Regions from separate parts of the Homo sapiens genome. Here region 1 is linked to region 2. A link is an interaction called in ENCODE POLR2A ChIA-PET data of the cell type or tissue named here. Cell type or tissue: PC-9. All regions are shown on one strand. Each heading gives the region's core, and the rest is flanking DNA. Links, peaks and the distances in the headings are about the cores only. Region 1 has its middle 9.7 kb from the start of SCAP. Region 2 overlaps PTPN23 (protein tyrosine phosphatase non-receptor type 23).

Region 1 (5,382 bases), core at 312-5,311, 90 kb before region 2:
GGCGGGCAGATCACAAGATCAGGAGTTCGATACCAGCCTGGCCAATATGATGAAACTCTATCTCTACTAAAAATACAAAAATTAGACAGGCTTGGTGGTCCCAGCCTGTAGTCCCAGCTATTCGGGAGGCTGAGGCAGAAGAATCGCTTGAACCCAGGAGGCGGAGGTTGCAGTGAGCCAAGATCGCGCCACTGCACTCCAGCCTGGGTGACAGAGCGAGACACCATCTCAAAAAAAAAAAACCACCATGAGATACTACTACATAGCCACTAAAATGGCTATATCAAAAAGACTGACAGTAACAAGTGCTGACAAGGATGTGAGGAAATAGGAACCCTCATATCATACATTGCTAGTGGGAATGTAAAATGGGGCAGTCACTTTGGAAAATAGTTTGGCAGTTTCTTAAAATGTTAAACCTAGGCTGGGTGCAGTGACTCAAGCCTGTAATCCCAGCACTGGGAGGCCGAGGTAGGTGAATCACTTGAGCCCAGGAGTTTGAGACCAGCCTGGCCAGCATGGTGAAACCCCATCTCTACTAAAAATACAGAAAATTAGCTGGGCGTGGTGGTACACGCCTGTAATCCCAGCTACTCAGGAGGCTAAGGCACGAGAATTGCTTGAACCCAGGAGGTGGAAGTTGCTGTGAGCTGACATCGCGTCACTGCACTTCCAGTATGTGACAGAGAAGACCCTGTCTCAAAATAAATAAATAAATAAATGAATAAATAAATACTATATGACTCAACCCATTCAATTCATAGCTATCTACCCAAAAGAAATGAAAACAAAGTTCTACACAAACTCTTGTGTGGTGACAAAAGTGACTCCATCTTGGATGCTAATTTGCCATGTTGACCTCAGATTAACCGCAGTCCTGTGAATGCCTCCTGATTCCTTGTTTATTTACTGTCTTTAATGTAAGAATATGTACTCACAATATATCCTACCTTTAGGTCAAAGCAACCTTGATGTTATCACGCAACTCATTCTGGCCTGTTCTAGAGGGTTGCCTTTCATTGTCTCTATAGTGCACATACCCTTTTTCCTGTGGTATATAAGTCCCGGGTCTGGGGAATAATGGTGTGGAGATCTACCTGACTTGTTGCTGACCAAGACCATGCTTGTGTCCATAAGTTCCCTAATAAATTGCCCTCTGCTGATAAACTGGATTTGTCTGCCTTGTTCTTTGGTTTCTCAGCTCCTTCTGCATTTGGGGGTCATTTCGCATATATGGCCCTTTCATGGAATAACTTGCATGGGAATATTCACAGCTGTGTTTATTATAATAGCTGAAAAGTGGAAAAAATCCAAATGTCCATCAACTGATGATAAAAATCATCATGTAGTCTATCTGTGCAGTGGAATGTTAGCAGTAAAAAAAGGAATTAAAGTACTGATACATTCTGCAACATGGGTGAACCTCAAAAGCAGTATGCTAGTCGGGCACATACCGGTAGTCTCAGCTACTCAGGAGACTGAGGCAGGAGGATCACTTGAGCCCAGGAGTTCAATGCTGTAATGTGCTGTGATCATGTCTTGTGAATAGCCACTGTACTCCACCCTGGGCAACATAGTGAGACCAAAAACCATTAAGCCAGATACAAAAGATAGGCCAGGCGCAGTGGCTCACACCTGTAATCCCAGCACTTCAGGAGGCTGAGGCAGGCATATCACTTGAGGTCAGGAGTTCGAGACCAGCCTGGCCAACATGGTAAACTCTCATCTCTACTAAAAATACAAAACTTAGCCGGGTGTGTTGGTGGGCTCCTGTAATCCCAGCTACCCGGGAGGCTAAGGCAGGACAAATTGCTTGAACCCAGGAGGCGGAGGTTTACAGTGAGGCAAGATTGTGCCACTGCACTCCAGCCTGGGCGATAGAGCAATATATATATATATATATGTATATATGTGTGTATATATATATATATGTATATATGTGTATATATATATATATGTATATATGTGTATATATATATATGTGTATATATGTATATATAGTGTGTATATATATATATAGTGTGTGTGTGTGTATATTATATATATATAGTATGATTCCATGTATATGAAATGTCCAGAAAAGGCAAATCTATAGAGATAGATGATAAATTGGTAGTTGCCTGAGGCTGGGAGTGAGAATGGAAAGGGGGTGATGAAAATGTTCTAAAAGAAGATTGTGATGATAGTTTCACCATACATTTACTGAAAGTCACTGAAATATACACTGGACAATGGGTGAATTTTATGGTGTTTACATCTATTGAGGTTACGATCCTGACTCGTAACCACTTACAGCTCTCCTGTAGTAACAAACAGCCCTCAAATCCCAGTTGGCTTAAAACGGACAGCACATTCCTCACTCACATTACATATAGGGGACCATGGGTAATGTGCTGCAGTTCTGCTCCACATGGCTTCTCATCCTGGCACCTGGTCTGAAGGAACAGTTCCAACACAGGACTATGTTCTCCTGGCTAAGGGGAAGAACAAGAGGCACATTCACACAAGCAGTGGCTCTTAAAGCTTCTGCTAGACTTGGTGTAGGTCGTGTTCACTCACGCTTTATTGGCCAAGGCTGACAATGGAGAGGGGAGGTGCACTCATCCAGCCAGGAGGCTCTACAGCCACTGGACATTGGGCAAGGGGTGCATGTGTATGATTGATCAGCTTACAGAGAAGACAACAACGAAATAACTGACTATAGTGATCTTACTCAAGTGATTGGACATTTCTTATTTCTTTCTTTTTTTTTTTTTTTTTTTTTTGAGACAGAGTCTCGCTCTGTCGCCCAGGCTGGAGTGCAGTGGCGCGATCTCGGCTCACTGCAAGCTCCGCCTCCTGTGTTCACGCCACTCTTCTGCCTCAGCCTCCTGAGTAGCTGGGACTACAGGCACCCGCCACCACGCCCAGCTAATTTTTGGTATTCTCAGTAGAGAAGGGGTTTCTTTTCTTTTCTTCTTTTTTTTTTTTTGAGATGGAGTCTAGCTCTGTTGGCCAGGCTGGAGTGCAGTGGTGCGATCTCGGCTCACTGCAAGCTCCACCTCCCGGGTTCACGCCATTCTCCTGCCTCAGCCTCCCGAGTAGCTGGGACTACAGGTGCCCGCCACCACACCCGGCTAATTTTTGTATTTTTAGTAAAGACGGGGTTTCACCTTGTTAGCCAGGATGGTCTCGATCTCCTGACCTCATGATCTGACCACCTTGGCGTCTCAAAGTGTTGGGATTACAAGCGTGATCCACCTCGCCTGGCCGCGATTGGACATTTCTAGGCCCCAGTTTGTTTTAGTTATAAAATCGGGAGACAAGCTGGCCGTGGTGGCTCACACCTGTAATCCCAACACTGGGAGGCCAAGGCGGGCGGATCACGAGATCAGAAGATCGAGACCATCCTGGCTAACACGGTGAAAACCCGTCTCTACTAAAAATACAAAAAATTAGCCCGGCATGGTGGCGGGCGTCTGTAGTCCCAGCTACTCTGGAGGGTGAGGCAGGACAATGGCGTGAACCCGGGAGGCGGGGCTTGCAGTGAGCCGAGATTACGCCACTGCACTCCAGCCTGGGCGACAGAGCGAGACTCCGTCTCAAAAAAAAAAAAAAAAAAAATGGGGAGAAAAGAGTGCCCATTTCATGGGTTTTATTGGGGTTGTTAGGATAAGTAAGCAATGACATATAAAGTAGGCCTGGTAACTGGTTTAAGGATTAGCCACTGCTGCTGTTCTTTTTATTAATTATTATTATTATTTTTTGAGACTGAGTCTTGCTCTGTCACCCAGGCTGGAGTGCAGTGGCATGATCTCGGCTCACTGCAGCCTCTGCCTCCTGGGTTCAAGCAATTCTCCTGCCTCAGCCTCCCGAGTAGCTGAGACCACAGGCGTGCACCACCACGCCCAGCTAATTTTTGTATTTTTAGTAGAGATGGGGTTTCCATGTTGGCCAGGCTGGTCTCGAACTCCTGACCTCAGGTGATCTGCCCACCTCGGCCTCACAAAGTGCTAGGATTACAGGCATGAGCCACCACGCCTGGCTGACTGCTGTTGTTCTTATTGCCTGACAAGCTCTTACCCTATAAGGCCCTACCCAAAATCACATCAGCACCTTCTTCATGATTCCTGGTCTTTGGTTTCCAATTCCCTTTTCCTCATAGCATTTGGAAGCTCAGTGGCAGAAGTCCAGGGGCTTTGGGGATAGGTGGATCAACATGTGATGATGCCTCTGCAACACAGCAACTGTGGAACCTCAGAGAAGTTGTCAGAGCTCTGGATGCAATGGTTTTTACAACTTAAAATGGGGTTTATCGGCCAGGCGCGGTGGCTCATGCCTATAGTCCCAGCACTTTGGGAGGCCGAGGCGGGTGGATCACCTGAGGTCAGGAGTTAGAGACCAGCCTGGCCAACATGGCGGAACCCCGTCTCTACTGAGAAAACAAAAAACAAAAATTAACCAGGCATGGTGGCGTGTGCCTGTAATCCCAGCTACCGGGGGCGGCTGAAGCAGGAGGATCGCTTGAACCTGGGAGGCGGAGCTTGCAGTGAGCTGAGTTCCTGCCACTGCTCTCCAGCCTGGGCAGCAGAGCGAGACTCCGTCTCAAAAAAATAAAAATAAAAAAGAAGGGGTTTATCTTACCTGCCTCTAAAGGTCATCACAAGGATTATTTGAGATAAATATATTGTAAAACCTGCTTCTGGCAAGAACCCAACAATCAATAATTGGTTATTATTATGGGCTATTATGACCTCTGTAATAAACCTTATATTTCCTATAAGGTTTTGTTTAAAGGTTCAACACTAAGACAGTTAACTTCTTTAGTACAGGAAATTAACTTATTGTATTCCTGGTCTCTGACACATGGTAGGAATTTGATAGGTAATAAAGACATTGAATAAATGTATTCATTCAACTTTGACATTTTAAATATTTTTAAATGATTGTATCATGGTTATTGAAGCTACCATTGGGGCCAGGTGCGGTGGCTTATGCCTGTAATCCCAGCATTTTGGAAAGCCAAGGTGGGCGGATCACGAGGTCAAGAGATTGAGACCATCCATCCTGGCCAACATGGTGAAACCCTGTCTCTACTAAAAATACAAAAATTAGCTGGCTGTGGTGGCGCGTGCCTGCAGTCCCAGCTACTCAGGAGGCTGAGGCAGGAGACTTACTTGAATCCAGGAGGTGGAGGTTGCAATGAGCTGAGATCGCGCCACTGCACTCCAGCCTGGGCGACAGAGTGAGACTCTATCTCAAAAAAAAAAAAAAGCTGGGCGCGGTGGCTCACGCCTGTAATCCCAGCACTTTGGGAGGCCAAGGCAGGCGGATCACGAGGTCAGGAGATCGAGACCATCCTGGCTAACATGGTGAAAACCCGTCTCTACTAAAAATACAAAA
Region 2 (5,382 bases), core at 299-5,298:
AACATGTTGAAATCCTGTCTCTACTAAAAATACAAAAAATTAGCCGGGCGTGGTGGTGGGCGCCTGTAGTCCCAGCTACTTAGGAGGCTGAGACAGGAGAATCACTTGAACCTGGGAGGTAGAGGTTGCAGTGAGCTGAGATCGCGCCATTGCACTCCAGCCTGGGTGACAGAGTAAGACTAGGTCTCAGAAAAAGAAAAAAGAAAATATCTTCACTCAGTAGACTAAATGAAAATGTATCCAAAAATTTACTGATGGGTAGTATACTGGCAATAGTTGCTAGTACTGCTGGGTTATTGCAAGGATTGGTATGTGGTCCATGATAGACAAGAAAACACTAACAGCTACTGATTTCTATGGCATGTATCTACATTACTGGTACTCAAGTTCAGCCATGCCAGTGCAGACTCTTACCCTTCTAACAAAAACATAAGGGAAAACATGTTGTTATCCAATAGTACATACAATAATCAGGAAAAAAATACAGCATACCTCATTTTATTGCACTTCACAGGTGCTGTGTTTTTTACAGACTGAAGGTTTGTGACAATTCTGCATCACACAGGCCTGTCGGCACCATTTTTCCAGCAGCATGTGCTCATTTCATGACTCTGTGTCACATTTTAGTAATTCTCACAATATTTCAAACTTTTTTATTATATATCTGTTATGGTGATCAGTGATCAGTGATCTTTGATGTTACTATTATAATTGTTTTTGGTGCCATGAATTGCACCCATAGAAGACGGCAGACTTATAAATGTTCCGTGTGTTCTCACTGCTTCACTGGCTGGCCTTTTCCTGCCTCTCTCCCTCTCCTCAGGCTCCCTATTCCCTGAGACACAATAATATTGAAATTAGGCCAATTAATAACCTACAATGGCCTCTTAAGTGTTTAAGTGAAAGGAAGAGTCACACATCTTTCACTTTTGTTTTGTTTTCTAAACAGTCAGGGTCTCACTTTGTCACTCAGGCTGGAGTACAGTGGTATGAACATGGTTGGCTCACTGCAGTCCCAACCTCCTGGGCTCAAGTGATCTTCCCTCCTCAGACTCCTGCGTAGCTGGGGACATAGCTGTGCACCATCATGCCTGGCTAATTTTTTTTGTTTTCTATAGAGACAGGGCCTCACTATGTTGAGGCTGGTCTCAAACTCCTGGGCCTGAACTCCAGGAGGAACCAATCCTCCTGCCTTGGCCTCCCAAAGTGCTGGGATCATAGGCATGAGTCACACATCCAGCTGTCTTTCACTTTACATCAAAAGCTAGAAAGGGCCAGGTGGTTTCTTTTTTGTTGTTTTTGAGATGGAGTCTCGCTCTATCACCCAGGCTGGAGTGCAGTGGCATGATCTCAGCTCACTGCAACCTCCACCTCCTGGGTTGAAGCAATTATCCTGCTTCAGACTCCTGAGTAGCCGGAACTACAGGCACATGACACCACACCTGCCTAATTTTTGTATTTTTAGTAGAGATGGGGTTTCACCATGTTGGCCAGGCTGGTCTCAAACTCCTGACCTCAAATGATCTGCCCACCTCGGCCTCCCAAAGTGGTGGGATTATAGGCGTTGAGCCACCATGCCCAGCCTAGGCAGTTTCTTTATCTCCCTATCAAACCAATCCTGTCTACCCATGCATAAAAAGATAATACTATCCTCCTACCTGTCTGAGCAACTCCAGCTTCTTCAGTTCTTCATTGTAGGCTTCTGGGTTCTCTCCATAATTCTTCAGGACAAACTACAGAGAGAGAAGAACATAAGCCAGTGGCAGAGAAGACCCCCGCCTTGCCCTCTGAGTCCTGGGCAAGCACCAACCAGGACTCAGGATTAAGTGCAGACCTACAACCATAAGCGTGTCTCCTGGACCACCAGGAACTTCGCCTCCTGAACAGGCAGCACCAAAATGCTGACCACGAGAGCCGTGACCCTGCACCAACACTCTGGCAGGTCCTCCTAACGCTGCAGTCTCTCTACAAAGTCCAGGAGTCTGCCAGCTCAGGAAGCCAAGGAACTCAGCGGACTGAAATGGGGTCCTAATAAGGATTCCAGAAAGGGTCACGAACTCAAGCCTCCCTAGAAGATTGGGCCCTGCTGCGTTGTGGGGTGACTACCATAACCCTAAGCTGATAGCAACTGCAGGCAAGAGGCACCAAACAAGAGTGGGAACAGAAAGCCTCTCTCACCAACCCATTCTCCTGGCCTGGGAAAGGACAGCATAGAAACATGTGATCTGCAGTGTCCTCATCTGTGAGGAAAGACTTGCAGCTGTGTGAGGAGAATGGCCCAGGTGGGAGAAGGTGAGAAGGGGAGGTCACTACCCACATCAGAGAGAGCACTGGAGTGCCTGTCCACAGTGGCACTCACCACCTCCAGAGCAGACTGTCTTGGACAGTGAGCATACACACCCACCTGGAGGCACAGGCTTAGCCCAAAGGGCCCCCTGTTCAACTCAGATCACCAGACTAAGGCAACTGCAACTGTCCCTGTTGCAGTACTTGCTGCTGGTGTCTTGGCTAGCAATCTGGGAGGCCAGATCCACTCACGCCACAAACACTATGAGCACTGATACCCACCTCACAGGGCTCCTTAAGGCCATGACCAAGGTTTGCAAGGTAGAGAGAGGTGGCTGAGAAAGGCTGAGATGAGGCAGCCTGCTCTGTCTGGGAGCACACTCACTCACACCATGTGTGTGGCCCACCCATCTTTCCTGAGGTCCCTTCCCAGGACCCAGGATGCATAGCTAAGGAATCAGCCACATGGGAACCGGGAAGCCTGGGTGACAGCTTCTGTCTGCCTGGTGAGCAAAGGGAGAAGAGGAACAGATGGCAGGGAGGCGACAGCTGAGCTAATTACAGCATCAAGCAACCCTTTCCCAAACCTCTGAGTCTAACCCTGGTTCTTCTGTTGGTTTCAGCTCCTGAAAGTCCCTGTGTCCATAAGCTCTTTTCTCTCTCCCCATGCCACCTCTGTCCTGGACAACCCACCCCTTCAAATCCGTCCCTTACCAAGTGGCCAGAATTGTTATTTCTAGCACAACTCTGAGGTCACTTCCAGCTTTAAATCCTTCTGAAACACACACACACCCTTAGGGAGAAGATAGACCAAAACATGCTTATCTCAGGACAGTGAGATGATAGGAAATGATATATAATCTAAAAAGAATGTGTGCAGTAGCTTCCCAAAGCCTCTAGGACCAAATCTAATTTTGGCACAGAGTTTATGACCCTGCACAACCTGTTCCTGGCCGGGTGAGGTGGCTCAAGCGTGTAATCCCAACACTTTGGGTGGCCAAGGTGGGAGGATCACTTCAGGTCAGGAATTAGAGATCAGCCTGGGCAAAAGAGCAAGACCCGTCTCTACAAAAATAAACAACCTGCTCCCCACAACCTTCAAGGATTTTCCTCTGGCACCTCCCAGGGACAACCAGCCAATAGTACTTGGGAATTGCTGCTCTCAGGTATCAATGCCTATCTACATTGTCCCTACTTTCTCTACTAAGACTCAGCCGAAATGTCACTGCCTTGAACATTAGCTGCTCTTCCGCTCACATTCCAAACATGCCTCCAACATACTGTGTGCCGACGGCAGGGTCATGCCAGTGACCCCAGCCTCAAACAATAAGCATTAAGGAATGGTAGGGGCCTTATCAGATGTGTTGTATACTCAGCAAATGATTGCTTTTACAGGAAATGCAGAGGACAGATGAACACGAAAAGGAAACACTCAGAAAAATTCAGAAAATGGGGCAACAATGAACCCACTCTCTTCAAAAAATTAATGTCATGTAAAAGGAGGGGGTTGAGCAGTGGACTATTCTAGATTAAAAATGATTAAACAGGTTGGATATGGTGGCTCAAGTCTGTAATCCCAGCACTTTGGGTGGCTGAGGTCAGAGGACTGTTGAGCCCAGGAGTTCCAGAGCAGCCTGGGCAACATGAGACCCTATCTCTACAAATTAAAAAAAAAAAAAAAAATTAGCTGGGTATGGTAGCCCACGCCTGTAGTCCCAGCTACTCAAGAGGGAGAGGTGGGAGAATCAGCCTGGGAGGTTGAGGCTGTGGTGAGCTGTGTGCACACTCCAGTCTGTTTCCAAAAATAATAATAATAATAATAAATAAACAAATAAATAAGTGATTAAAGGGACAGAACACAACTAAATGCAATATGAGAACCCCAGCTGGATCTGAGTCTGCAAAAAAAAGGAAAAGTCATAAAAGATAGGGGAAAATTATTGTAGATTTTCTTAGGTATGATAATAACATTGTGATTGTGTAGAATGTCCTCACTCTTAGGAAACACATGCTGAGATGTGTCCGGGAAAAGTGATGTCCAAAACTTACTTTCAAAGGGCTTGTGGGATCTCTCTCTATCTATCTATCTATCTGGAGAGAAAACAAATAAGGTGAAATACATCCATCAAAACTAGGTAGCCGGGCACAGTGGCTTATGCCTGTAATCCCAACACTTTGGGAGGCCAAGGCAGGTGGATCACTTGAGGTCAGGAGTTCGAGACCAGCCTGACCAACATGGTGAAACCCCATCTCTACTAAAAACACAAAAATTAGCCAGGCATGGTGGTGGGCACCTGTAATCCCAACTTCTCAGGAGGCTGAGACAGGAGAATCGCTTGAACTCAGGAGGGGGAGGTTGCAGTGAGCTGAGATTACAACACTGCACTCCAGCCTTGGCCACACAGCAAGACTCCATCTTAAAAAAACAAAACAAACAAACAAAACTAGGTAACACACTGGGTGCAGTGGTTCACACCTGTACTTCCAGCACTTTGGGAGGCCGAGGCCAGAGGATCACTTGACCCCAAGAGTTCAAGGCCAGACTGGGCAACATAACAATAAATCCCATCTCTACAAAAATTTAAAAATGAATCAGCCAGGTGCAGCGCACATCTGTAGTCTCAGCTACTCCAGAGGCTGAGGCAGGAGGATCACTTGAGCCTAGCAGTTCAAGTCCAGCCTGGGCAACAAAGAGTAAATCCCATCTCTAAAAACAAAACAAAACAAAAATACTAGATAGTGAGAATTTGGGTGAGCACTGAATTATTCTTCCAATTTTTCTATATGTTTGAAATTTGGAAAACAAATGTCTTAAGAGTTGCTGAAGAGCTAAATGGTACCTGAATACCACTTTCCCCTATCAGTGGTTTTTATTTAGCCTTTTGTGGGTCCTTTGAGAATATGATAAAAGCCATGAATTAAATCCCCCTAGAAATTTTCAACTATGCACAAACATAAGGATTTACCAAGAACTTTAGGGAGCTGACAGGCATTTAACAATCTTCACTCTGATCTATCCAACTCCACCCCCTCTCCACTCCCTCCCTCAAAAATAATTATGACAACAACAACAACAAAAACACAACTACAAAAAGT

The links. Peaks named below come from ENCODE experiments on the same cell type or tissue, not always from the same donor. Only the 100,000 strongest peaks of a DNase experiment are listed, where the experiment ranks them.
Region 1: POLR2A ChIA-PET joins it to region 2 with 6 read pairs; 9 of 35 experiments call an interaction of 5 or more read pairs at or near these places.

The regions. Positions count from the first base shown.
Region 1 is chr3:47,482,943-47,488,324 of GRCh38, reverse strand. No RefSeq gene overlaps it. Among named protein-coding and RNA genes, the nearest start is that of SCAP, 9.7 kb to the right of the region's middle. RefSeq lists an enhancer at 1-112. In PC-9, for the core only: no CTCF peak of the experiment used is centred there; no DNase peak of the experiment used is centred there.
Region 2 is chr3:47,392,494-47,397,875 of GRCh38, reverse strand. PTPN23 (protein tyrosine phosphatase non-receptor type 23) reads right to left here. Exons shown (of 25, transcript NM_015466.4): 2 at 1,659-1,733. Among named protein-coding and RNA genes, the nearest start is that of PTPN23-DT, 14 kb to the right of the region's middle. In PC-9, for the core only: no CTCF peak of the experiment used is centred there; a DNase peak (open chromatin) is centred at 3,215; H3K27ac peaks cover 746 bases.